Linked DNA regions of Homo sapiens: region 2 is linked to region 1. Evidence: chromatin contacts called from ENCODE Hi-C or POLR2A ChIA-PET data. All regions are on one chromosome and are shown on one strand. The core of a region is the stretch at or near the end of the contact, and the rest is flanking DNA. Distances in the headings are between cores, read along the strand shown.

The links. A loop is a pair of places that touch in the nucleus more often than their neighbours do. ChIA-PET counts read pairs that join two places held with the same protein, here RNA polymerase II (POLR2A). Pooled maps may share reads with other maps.
Region 2: a pooled map shows a loop between it and region 1 (6-fold over the local background). The contact joins the enhancer-like site here to the promoter of CAPN7 in region 1. A Hi-C loop is called at or near these places in 2 of 37 single-sample maps with no recorded cell type and 4 of 50 pooled maps. POLR2A ChIA-PET finds 5 or more read pairs at or near these places in 1 of 52 experiments (activated T-cell).

What each region holds. Positions count from the first base shown.
Region 1 is chr3:15,204,996-15,211,739 of GRCh38, reverse strand. It overlaps CAPN7 (calpain 7), which reads right to left and starts at 5,494. Exons shown (of 21, transcript NM_014296.3): 1 at 5,143-5,494. The coding sequence starts at 5,244. It also overlaps the pseudogene COL6A4P1. RefSeq lists a silencer at 5,269-5,788.
Region 2 is chr3:14,987,472-14,994,215 of GRCh38, reverse strand. The region is part of intron 1 of NR2C2 (nuclear receptor subfamily 2 group C member 2); the gene reads right to left. Among named protein-coding and RNA genes, the nearest start is that of FGD5-AS1, 42 kb to the right of the region's middle. Within about 2 kb of position 3,698, at least 7 of the 41 ENCODE cell types and tissues checked have a DNase peak (open chromatin) inside an H3K27ac peak, as active enhancers do.

The DNA.
Region 1 (6,744 bases), core at 4,245-6,744:
TATTTTTAGTAGAGATTGGGTTCTGCCATGTTGGCCAGGCTGGTCTTGAACTCCTGGCCTCAAGTGATCTGCCCACCTCGGCCTCCCAAAGTGCTGGGATTACAGGCATGAGCCACCACACCTGGCCCAAATCATACTTTTTTTTTTTTGGCTTTTTCAAAGATAGAGTCAGAATTAGGTGCTAAAAGCCACAGGACACGCCCAAACAGGAACTTGAACCCTGGACCCTCACATTAAAAGTCTGATGATGCTCTACCGAAGGAGCTATCCAGGCTCTCTCTCAATTTTAACATATCATTGAAAATTTATGAATTCACGCATAAGGAACTGATTATAAACACTTCTTTAGAATAGCTGCAGTTTACATGTTTCGTTTTCCTTTTTCCTTATGCAATAGATCAGATTTAAAATTATATACCTTGAAAATGTGAACTGATTGCAAGTAATTCACACGCAAAAAAATATGAATTGAGCCTTCAAAGCATTAAAACGAGTAATAATTGCTAAAATAAAATTATCAAGAAAAGATTACAGGAGATTACACAGGTTAAATATCTCACAGTAAAAGGAAAACAGTTTTCTCCACAGAAAATACTGACAAAGGATGACACATTTTAAAGCAGATTTTAGTTGTATAAATTACACTTATTTTAATTTTAAGAAAATCTGGATTCTTCTTCCAGTTATTCCATAACTTCCACGACCAGTTATGCTATGGCTAGAAGGTGGTGTTTCCATTCTCCTCATCACCATTCCAGGAAGGTTACCAATGCTACCACCTAGAAAAGCAAAGACAGATTTCTACAAGTAACAGCACCTTCTCTGCAGTAACCCAAGCGTGTACACTTCATGGGTCATCATGCCTGTTTCCAAAGATGCCATCTACTGAACATCACTTTTTGAATCCAGTTGTTTGAGCAGGAGTTGTTTCACTGAACCTAACAAAATTAAGAAAAGTGCAGTTTTCAGCCTGGGCAACATGGTGAAACCCTGTCTCTACAAAGTAGTCCCAGCTACTCAGGAGGCTGAGGCGGGAGGATCACCTGAGCCCTGGGAGGTGGAGGCTGCAGTGAGCTGTGATCGGGCCACTGCACTCCAGCCTGGGTGACAGAGTAAGATACTGTCCAAAAAAAAAAAAAAAAAGGAAGGAAGCAAGGAAGGAATGAAAAAGTACAGTTTTGACTACAATGAAAATTCAGCCTAAAGGCAGTGGGATAGAAAAGATATGACTTCCTTAGATTCTATAACTATTTCAGAGGAGGAAAGTATAACTTTACATGTAAACATTAAATATATCTTACATACCATCATTATCTAAATACATTGTAACTACACTTAAATCCAATAAACGGAATGTTTTTGATACATGTAAATTATATAAGTATATAATACACATATATTGCCCCTTCAGTTATCTTGTATGTGATTATTAATTTCCAAATAATTATTGTACTTTTTAAAAAAAGCTATTTTTTTTACTTAGGAGTCTGAGGCAGGAGGACTGCTTGAGGCCAGGAGTTCAAGACTAACTGGGCAACATAGTGAAATCCCCATTTCTGGAAAAAAAAAAAATTAGCCAGGTATTGTGGTGCACACCTGTAGTCCCAGCTACTCAGGAGGCTGAGGCTGGAAGATTGTTTTAGCCCAGGAGTTTGAGGCTGCAGTGAGTTATGATCTCACCACTGCCCGCCAGCCTGGGTGACAGAATGAGACCCTGTCTCTGAAAAATAAAATAAAGCCAATTTAAAAAACTGCTGGTGTCAATTTTATTTTACTCATTTCATTTATATTCAAAACTGACAAGAAATAAATAGCTTATAGAAAGGACTGGGCAGAAAACACTAAATACTAAACTGATGAAGCTTATATAAATAATTTCTAGAAGTACAACCACTTTTTTTGGCTTTCTCAAAGATAAAAAATTCTTCCTGACATGTATGTAAGTCTATAGGAAACAAGGGGCAGTGCATAGCAGTTTCTTTTGCTTTAATAAAATCTATTTTTATATAGCACTATTTTAACCTGTTGTCAAAGCTATTTCACAAAACACACACAATTTTTCTCTTAAACAATGCCTTGTGAAATTGTCAAAAAAGTCTAAAAGGATTCTGAAATGCACCAAAACTCTCTAAACATAAAGCAGATTATAATAGAATGAGACCTACTGTTAAGATAGATCACAGGGTGACCAGAGTTTATAATATTTGATTGTACATTTCAAAATAGCTAGATTAATTCAAATGTTCCTAGCATAAATATTAAGGGAATAATATTCAGTAATAAAAGCTGCACAGTTCAGCTGTGAAGTAGTTAAGGTGATGGCTATCCCAAGTATGCTGATTTATCTTTACAAATTATATTAATGTATTAAATTATCACATGTACCCTGAAACTATGTACATTACCTATCAATAAAAAAAGAAAAAAATAGGCTGGGGGCGGTGGCTCATGCCTATAATCCCAGCACTTTGGGAAGCCGAGGCAGGTGGATCACCTGAGGTCGGGAGTTTGAGACCAGCCTGACCAACATGGAGAAACCCGGTCTCTACTAAAAATACAAAATTAGCCGGGGGTGGTGGTGCATGCCTGTAATCCCAGCTACTCAGGAGGCTGAGGCAGGAGAATCACTTGAACCCACGAGGTGGAGGTTGCAGCGAGTCGAGATTGTGCTATTGCACTCCAGCCTGAGCAACAAGAACAAAACTCCGTCTCAAAAAAAAAGGAAAAAAGATTATAAAATGAAAGCAACAAAATATTAATCTGAAACAAACCACACTTTATTGACAGCACATACATTTGTGAAAAAAAGTACTACTATTGTACAGTATTATCAAAGTCTGATAATCTTTCTAAAAGAAAAGGTGACACTATCATGAGGACACAGCTCCCTCCAAATCTAGCTAGAGCTAGAGGGGTATATTTGCAAATCCTCAGAATTGGAGAGAAGAGAGTGGACCATGGAAGCTCATACCCTTTGATTTATCAATTCTGTCCCCGGTAATTTATCCCAAAGAAAATTCAGGCAAAAATTTGCACTAGTCATAAGAATTAGTTATAAAGATATGAACTACATCGTTACTTATGATGTTGAAAAAACAAAATCAACTGAATGCCCAAGAGTCTGTAAATTAATTATAGTACACTGGACAGGCACAGAGGCTCACGCCTGTAATTCCAGCATTTTGGGAGACTGAGGCAGGAAGATCGCTTGACCCAGGAGTTCGAAACCAGCCTGGGCAACACAGCGAGACTCCATTTCTACACAAAAAAAAAAAAAAAAAAAAAATTAGCCAAGTGTGGTTGTGTCTACCTGTAGTCCCACCAATTGGGAGACTGAGGCAGGAGGATTGCTTGAGCTTTGCAGTTTGAGGCTGCAATGAGCTATTATTAGTGGGCCACGGCACTCCAGGCTGAGTGACAGGGCAAGACGCTGTCTCTTAAAAAAAAAAATATGGTACACCCACATAATGAACTACTGTGCAGCTATTACTAAAAACAGTATAAACCAGTTTGTAAAAAAAAAAAAAAAGCATATACACATACGCATAAAAAAACACAAAAATATAGTCACACACCACATAACATTTCAGTCAACAACAGACTGAATATATGATAGTGGTCCCCTAAGATTATAATGGAGTTGAAAAATTCCTATTGCCTGGTCATGTCATAGCCATCATAATGTCATAGCACAACACTTTACTCGCATGTTTGTGGTGATGCTGATGTAAACAAACCTACTGGGGTGCCAGTGGTGTAAAAGTCTACCACACACAATAATGTAGAGTACATAATACTTGATAATCAACAACTATGTTACTGGTTTATGTATTTACTATGCTATACTATGTACTGTTAGTATACTCCTTTTATAAAAAAAAGTTAACTATAAAACAGTCTCTGACATGTCCTTCAGGAGATATTTCAAGAGACATTGTTATCATAGGAGACGACAGTTTCATTCCTGTTATTGCTCCTGAAGACCTCCCAGTGGGACAAGATTGGAGGTGGAAGACAGTAATATTGATGATCCTGACGAGGTGTAGGCCTAGGCTAACGTGTGCCTTAGTTTTTAACTAAAGAATAAAAAAAAAAAAAGAAACAAAAAAACTTACCAAATAAAGATATAAAGAAAATGTTTGTGTAACTGCACAATAAGTTCGTTTTAAGCTATTACAAAAGAGTTAAAAAGTTAAGAAAATTTAGAAGTTTATAAAGTAAAAGGGTTACCGTAAGCTAAGGTTAGTTTATTACTGAAGAAAGATTAAAAAAATTTAGCGTAGCCTAAGGGTACACTGCTTATAAAGTCTACAAGAGTAGAGCAGTGAATGTCCCAGGCCTTCACATTCACTCACCACTACTCACCAACTCAGAGCAACTTCCAGTCCTGCAAGCTCCTTTTGTGGGTAAGTGCCCCACACTGGTGTAGTATTTTTTTTTTATCTTTTATGCTGCATGTTTACTGTACCTTTTCTATGTTTAGATGCACAAATACTTACCACTGCATGTAACTGCACACACCACTGAGTACAGCAACACGCTGCGCAGGCCTGTAACCTAGGAGCAACAGGCCATGCCATACAGCTTAGGTGTGGAACAGGCTGTACCATTCAGGCTTGTGTAAGCGCTTTCTACGGTGTTCGCACAACAACAAAATGGCCTAAGAACACATTTCTCAGAAAATATCACATCGCTAAGGACGCATGACTGTATGTCAAATGCTATGACAGGAGATGGTTTTTATTCTTTTTAAGTTTATTTAACGAGCATGCATTATTTTGATATATATCACAGGCCATTTCCCGCTAGCTGTAAATCAGAGTCAAGTGACAGCAAGAATTGGCTACTAACTACCCATATCTAACACCTGCCCCCCAAAGCGGCTCAACGGTGGGCATTTGCCAGTCAGGACTACAGGTGGAGGAGCGGCGGCTGCAAGCCGCGACCCAGCCTCCCCGCAGCCTCAGCGTCGGCCTCTGCACTCGGGCTTGCCGCTCCCAACAAGAGGAGGGCCGGGAGGCGGACGAGGGAAAAGCAAAGCCGGGGCCGCTAGCCTCCGCACCCGGATCCCGCCCCTCGGCCGCAGGCCCGGGCCGCACTCCGACTGAGCAACTCCGACCGAAGCGCCGGGCCCGGCCCTACCTTGTAATAAAACACCGCCTCGGAGTAGCGGCCTTCGTGGTCGCGCTGAACCGCCAGACGGGCGAACTGCACAGCGTCCCGCTCCAGTGCTGTGGCGTCCATGGCGCAGTGGCCCCGCGCCGGGGCAGGGAAGGAGGCCCTGACGCAGGACGGCTCTTCGCGGACTGCGGCGGCCCGGCGGCGGCGAGGACTCGGGAGCGCCGCGGAAGGAGCGGCAAAGTTTACTTTGGACGGTGGAGGAGAGCTCGCCTTCCCGTTGCCGGGCTGGGGTCCACCGCGAAGCCGCGCCCCTCAGCCCAGACCCGGCTTGTAGCCCACCCGGCCGCCCCACTTCGCGGCCCCAGCGGCCCTCGCCCCGCCCACCAGCCGCCCGACGCAGGCGCAGCCTGGCCCTCACGAGCTCCTTAGAAGCTGGGGCCGCCGAGGCCAGGCTCGCGGGACTGCGCGGGCTGTGGGCGGGGCCGGGCCCACGCAGGAGCCGGGCCGCGGGGGCGGGGCAAAAAGGCCTGCCGCTGTGCACGTGACCGTCGCGGCGCCCGGGATTGAGCAGCTGAGGGCAGGTGCCACGTCCGAGCTGCCCACACACCGCCTTATGCGTGGCGGTGGCGGTGCAGGGCGAGGCTGTTTTCGTCGACAGTGGGCAGTAGAGGGGTACGCGCCTTACAGATCCTTTCCTCTGTTAAGTGTAAGGGATGGGAGTAAAGAGCTAAGGAAGAATGCCTCCCACCAGCATCTGACACATTAAAAAAATTACCGTGAGGACAGAGGTTCTTTAGAGTCACTCTTCGCTAACATTTATTTTCATTTGTTTTCCACAAGCTGAATCATGACCCTATAGCCCCCCACTGTACACCAAGGTCGTATTGATTGAATTGTTAACAAACAAGGTAATGTATTTCCACTTGTACTTACCCTTAGGTTAACTTGATGCTGTTGTAATTAAATACTTAATTAGGTGATTATTTGATTTATGTCTTCTCTCCCCTAAAGGTCTGAAGTCAGCAGTAATAAAAATGAATTAGTGATGGGCACCACCAAATTCATGCTGAGTCAAAGAAGTAAGAATTGAGTACATAATGTATAATTCCATCTATAAGAAACACTAGAAAACACTACGATGTTAGAAAGCAGATCAGTGGTTGGGAAGGGGATACAAAGGAATCTTTTCGGATGATGAGAATGTTTTATATCTCAATGGTGGTGTAAAAATATATACGTTTGTCAAAACTTATCAAACTACATTTTAAGTGTGTACTTTTAATTTTTTAATTATACTCTAAATTTTTTTTCAGTCATTTGGCCTGCATTTAAAATGGGACTCTAATTTCTTAGTTTAAGTGTATTTCTTCACATTTAGTGAAGTTCTTAATAACAACGGTCTCATCAGGCTGTTATAAAGACACACAGAATTTGATTTTGTGCCTGGCCCAAAGATGGCTCTCAAAGGTAGCAACTACAGTTTTATAGCTGAAGCAGGGATGCTTCCTGTCTTTACCACTTTGATCCCAGCGTTGAGCGCAAGCCTTGTTCCAGAGCAGGTGTTCAACAAATATTTTAAAATGTTGAATGAGTCAACTCCACTACTTAAATATATCTAATGTG
Region 2 (6,744 bases), core at 2,449-4,948, 220 kb after region 1:
ATACTACAATAAAAAGTTTATTTAAAATCAGTACGCAGATGAGTGGATAAAAAAACAAAAATTTAAAAACACTATTCAAAAAGTATTTCACATATCTCAGAAAGTTTTCTATGTCATTAAAACAAAGTGACAGTGGTCTATGCTTTACCGGAACCTGGTAAGCACTTACTCTGTGCCATGTTGGGGTTGTGCGCACAGGGCAACCAGATGTGGCCCTGCCTCTAAGCTGCTGTGGAGGACAAACAGTTACTGGAAAGCACAGGTTGGGCGCTGAGACTGCTGTCCCTTGGCTTTGCTACCTTGCCTGAGGTACAGTTTAAACTCCCTGGATTTTGGCTTCCTCACCTGTTCAGGGATACATCTGCAAATTTTATTTATTCCCTTGATATGAGAAGCCCAAAAGACCTTTTACCTGAGAGGGGGCATGGGTCACACTGGCAATGGGCTCCCTGTAGGCTCAGTAATAAATTTAGATTGAGTGAATAGCCCTGAGATTCAGTGAAAAGACGACTAACTCTGGAAGTGACAGGTTAAACAGAAAATGTTTGGGATCCCCTACTCCTGAAGCCATTAGAAAAAAGGTATGTTCTAGTGGCACCAGAGGCAGCTGAGATATGGTCTTGCATGAAGGCAAAGTGATGTTATGATGGGACCGCTAAGAAATTCTTGCAGTTGTATGAATTTACAGTCTGATAATTATGAATAGACATCAAGGAAGGAAATTTACTTTTTTTCCAGAAACATTTCTTTTTTTTTTTTTTGAGATGGAGTTTTGCTCCTGTCGCCCAGGCTGGAGTGCAGTGATGCAGCTTCGGCTCACTGTAACCTCCGCCTCCCAGGTTCAAGCGATTCTCCTGCCTCAGCCTCCCGAGCAGCTGGGATTACAGGCACCCACCACCATGCCCGGCTAATTTTTGTATTTTTAGTAGAGACGGGGTTTCACCATGTTGGCCAGGCTGGTGTCGAACTCCTGACCTCAGGTGATCCGCCTGTCTTGGCCTCCCAAAGGGCTAGGACTACAGACGTGAGCCACCATGCTTGGCCTTTTTTCCCAGAAATATTTTATTGAGACTCATCAGCACAGCAATAAAAAGTCAGTTTGGTAAAAAGGATATAAAAATATTAGATGCATTTCTGACTAGTTGAAGCATTTCCTTTCTATTTTTTCCTGCCCACACCTCAGTGCCTAATGTCAGTCTTGGCTTCTGCCTTATCCTATTTTCTACCCTTTCAACCTGCTCAAGTTGCAAAGGACAGGATCACTTAGTTTACACTGTATAAATGCCTGACAACACCCAGGTGTGTGTTATACCTTGGTTAGGGCATTTTACCTTGACAGGAAAACTGCCAGTCCAAAGGACTCAATTAAAACCATGGGCAAGCTGGGTGTGAAATATCTTTAGACACAGGCCTTCCAAGGCTTGGTCTCCAAACTCATACTTAGAGGGTAAAATCATCTGTTCCATTTCACATCCTTTGTAAAGGTAACCACGCTTGCAGAACACACAAATGTTTTATTAAACACTAAATAATTTAATAAAAGCCATGCTCCTCTGGCCAGCCTTTCCTGACACCCCTCAGGTTAATACAAATGCCCTCCTCTGGGTTCCCACAGTCCCTGCACCTTAGTACTCTCCACAGAACACCACATTTCCTATTTCTCTGTTTATTCCCAAGGCCAGGCACATATTAGGCCCACAATGAATGCTTAGTGAATGAACACTTAGGGAATGAATACCTTAGGGGATGAATAAGCAGTCTCTGTCTTAAGCCTTTGATCCTGGGACTCTGCCTAGACTTTGCTTTGCTTTACTCTACTCTTGTGCCTGTCTGCTAATTACACACCCTGGAGGTACAGCACAACACCTGCCCTGGCAGTTCATTATATAAACCAAGGAGTACTGGCTTCCACCGACACAGGGGGGTTTATGAGGCTGCTGAGGAAGTTCATACATCTTCACCCTGGAATGAGAACCTCCTCTATTCCATAATGGCATGACATTGCTTTGGCAGCAGGGTTTTTGTTGTTGTTGTTTTTGTTGTTTGTTTGTTTTATAAGGAAATAATTGTCAGGAAAAATTTCTGACGTTTACATGGAATCACTTGCTGAAAAATGAACATCTAGGTTGAAGAAGATGCTCACAGGCCAGGTGCAGCGGCTCATGTCTATAATCACAGCAGTTTGGGAGGGCGAGGTAGGAAGATCACTTGAGGCCAGGAGTTTGAGTACCAGCCTGGACAGCATTGCAAGACCCCATCCCTACTAAAAATTAAAAACATTATCCAGGCGTGGTGTCGCATGCCTGCAGTCCCAGCTGCTTAGGAGGCTGAGGCGGAAGGAGCACTTGAGCTCAGGAGTTTGAGGCTACAGTGACAGTAAGCTATGATGGCACCACTGTGCTCCAGCCTTTGAGATAGCAAGACCCTATCTCCAAAAAAAAAAAAAAGAAAAAGAAAAAAAAAAAAGAAAAAAGGGATTAAAAAAGAGAAAAAGATGCTCATTTCATTGAATTAAATGTGCAATATTAAGAGTTTCCAAATCTATAACTTATTCTGGATTTTGGCTACAAAAATTCTCATGGGTTACTAATAGGATAACAGAGTTACACTCTGTGAAAAAACATTGTGCAGATCTAGTGTTACAAATCTCAAACAGGAACTCAGTACTTCTCAACACTTCAGTGAAATCATGAACAATGTAAAACCCTTAAGTAGGGTAAAGGGTGTTAGGCAGGGGACACCTCCAGCTTGAACTGAAATGTACCACATACCCTCCTTTAGTTTATTTCAAAGGACCATTAAATAGTAAGTGTGTTGAAGGGCCAATGGGCAAAGAGATTAACCCCCTTTGTGCAGCAACTTGCATCAGCGAGAAGAATCCACAGGAGGCTGCTGACTTTTATGTGCAGTTCCAGTCCTCAAAGGACTGGAACCTTACAATAACAGTGTTAGTAAAGAACTACTTCTCTTGATGACATATATATCCAGCTCTTCTTTACAGTAAAGCTAATGAGGGAATGAAACCTAAATATTATAAACCAGCATCATTTATATCAGAATTCATTAGCCAGTTTTGAATTTTACAGTTGGCAATAGAGATTTTAAAAAGGTAAAACTTAGCGCTAAATTTCTTGTCACAAAAAAACAAAAATCCCAAGTCAACAACCACTCCCCACAATTATGTAAAACAATGAGATATTTAAGAGCAATATGGTTCATAAACTGTTCACAGGCAGAGTAACCTGCCAAAAACAACAAACAACTTTTGCCCCACCTGAATTTAGCCAGCATATTCAAATACAAGTTCCTATTAAGAAACGATTTGCTAAGAGCTTAGCATAGCAAGACATTAAATTGAATTTCTTCAAATATACAATAGGTGTCTAAATCCACTGCTATTATACTAACTGCTGTAAAAATAAGTGACTACTGAAATACATTGCATTACAAGGCTTCTCCCCCAGAAACACAGGGAAAGAGAATAGACTTCAATACTGCAGTCTTGTTTTCTTTAGGACACTCACACTTACCATGCCAATGGCTCCCTGCAGCTTTATTTATATTTTTCCTCAGCAACCTCCCAGGCCAAAGAGAGTCCAACCCAAAAGGCCAGAGGTTGGTTGAGGGAACTCACAGGCATTTGCTTTCAAACCCTGCCAGTGCAGATTCCATTCACCCAAACCAGACAGGGCTGTTTAAAGATGCCCTCTCTGTGACCCAGCTCTGCGGAAGGTCAAGTACACTATCACTGCCTGTAACCAAGGAAGCAAAATCGACATGTTCCTGCTGTTTTGCCAGCTGCTGAAACAGTTTGTCTAATAATATGACTAATTGCTTCTAGGGAAGATGTACTCTGCTTTACAAAGTTCTCCCTTCACCTAGATTGCTGCCACTGTTAAACTCTCTCTCCCTCCACCCCTTTCCCCTTAAAGATCACCTTTCCTCAACTGAAAGTTCACAAGAATGTTACCATGGAGTCCAACCAACTCAAAACATTTTTAAACCTACAAGGAGAGGAGGAAAGACCTGGAGAGCCCAGAAACACCATGTTCTGCATATAGCATCTTCAACCTAACGGTGCAGTAATCTAATATTCTTCTTTTTATTAAATAAAGACAAGGTCTGGCTCTGTCACTCAGGCTGCAGTGCCAGTGGTGCAATCATGGCTCACTGCAGCCTTGACCTCCTGGGCTCAAGTGATCCTCCTGCCTCAGCCTCTCAGAGTAGCCAGGACTACAGGTATGTGCCACCACACCCAGTAATTTTTTTTTTTTTTTTTTTTTTTTTTTTTGAGATGGAGTCTTGCTCTTGTCGCCCAGGCTGGAGTGCAATCTCGGCTCACTGCAACCTCCATCTCCCAGGTTCAAGCGATTCTCTTATCTCCACCTCTCGAGTAGCTGGGATTACAGGTGCCTGCCACCACACCCTGCTAATTTTGTATTTTTAGTAGAGATGGGGTTTCACCATGTTGGCCAGGCTGGTCTCAAGCTCCTGACCTCATGTGATCTGCCTCCCTCAGCTTCCCAAAGCGTTGGGATTACAGGTCGTGAGCCACCACACCCAGTCAAATTTTTTCTTTAATTTAGTTTTTGTAGACACAGGGTCTTACTATGTTGCCCAGACTGATACCTGAACTCATGTGATCCTTCCACCTGGGCCTCTCAAAGCACTGGAATTACAGGTGTGAGCTACCATGCCTGGCCCTAATATTCTTAAAGATAGGAGGTCTTTACAAGTTCCTCTTTCACTTAAAGTGTAGGCAAGAATATATGGACTGTGTTACATAGAAAAGACCCACAAGAACAACAAAACTGGGCTCATTTAACCATATCCACCCAACACGCACCGGGCACATGAATACAAGATTGAGTTCTGGACTCAGAAGCCTCCCATTCTGGCAGGAAGATACGCAAATGTAGTCAGAGCAAATGAAGAACACTGTAATAGGTCCACAGAATGACTTCAACTCTAAGTCCCACCCCTTCCCCAAAGCCACTGAGGGGAGGGAGCTCCTGAAGTCACAGTGCATTAGTGGTGAGGCTGAAACTAACACCTAGGTTCTCTGGCTTTGAGACAAGAGCACCTGCCACTAAGGCAGGCTGTAGCCCCCTGATGGACATGGGGACTCATTACTTGGTTTTTATACCTCAACAACTGATATGAAGTGAATGCTGACCAATCAGCAAAAACAAAACAAAAGCCTAGGGGAAGAGTAGGAGAAAAGAGGTATTACGGATATTTACTTTTACATAGGGTGGAGAAGGAGGCTGAAAGAAAACATTTGAGAATAAATTCACACTGCTATAAATGATGAAATTTCCACTCCACACATACAAACAGAAGTTTGCATGTGCACTAACATAAAACAATTTATGGTGAAATAAATTCACCATATGTGATGAATGGATGAATATGTCATCCATTTTCAGATTCTAGCACAAACCCAGGCACCGCTATCTAAAAGAGAAAAAAAATTAATCAAGAGGGGAAAAAAAAGAGATGATGATTCTCCTTTGACTATAAGTCCCTTCACCTCAACAACTATTTAAAGTTCTAAGAAACAAAACACTCTATTCACTAAGTGAATAAGTACAGCCAATAAATGTGCTTTACGTATGTGTAAAAGGAAAGATTAATAAAGGAAGCAAAAAGTTCCAAGACTAAACCATTGAGGTCAAGAGATCTGGTCCTTCATCATCAGAATTTGCTCCTGCCCTCTGGCCTGATAATTATACTTCTGGGAACCCACGTTATATAAATTATCCTAAATATAGAAATGGCTTTATCAGTGTGTGGTCCTAAATTATTTTTCTAGGAAATATAAGAATTCCTTCTCCCAGTGGTTTGGGTGAGGCAGTGCCTCTCTCTACCTGTAAAAACAGACAATACCAGATATTTGCAGTCCTGCTTCCCTTGGAGGAGAGCAGGGGGTCAATAAGATTCACTGGTCTGAGAGACTTGGCACTGGAAGCTGGAGGTCCATCTCCAAGCTTTGTGGTACTGGCTGTACAGCCATAGCTTCACGAGACTGGCTCTGCAGTGTGATTCTGGGTGTTGTTCCAAGCTGCAGAGCTACTTCTCCAGTTCTTCCACTGTAAAGTTTACCTGTCTGTCTATATATACATCTGTCTGTCCATCTGTGCATCTTTTCATCCTCACATGAATATACTATTAATTTATAATACAGAAAGATCAAAAGCAATTTATATGTCCCAAACTAGGAGACGGGTTAGTAAATTATGCTATGTTTCCGGGATACAGAAAAATAATGATCAAAGCAGGTTATGTGGCAACCTGGGGAAAAGATGATATTTATTCTGTGTAATAACATTTTATAAAAACACAAGACACAAAGTTATATGCACACTGTGATTACAACCAGATGATATGCACGTGAGAAAAGAGCAAAAGATTTATTCATTCAATAAACGTATCTTGATTGCTCACTGTGTTCCAGGCACTGTATTTCAGGCACTGGGAACACAACAGCAAATGAAATAAAGTTCTGGTCTTCCTGGAATCTACATTCTAATGTGATAAACAAATTAAGTATATATGTTTGTAGATAATGAGAAGCATTATGGAGGAAGACAAGTACGAGTAAGGAGATTAAGAAGTGACAGAGGTAGAGGTGGAAATGACTATTTTTACATAGTGTGGTAATAAAGAAATTAACAACTTTTATAATTAAAAAAAACTTTCAAATACAAGGCTACCTTTTAAAACCAGCAAATATTGCTAGAA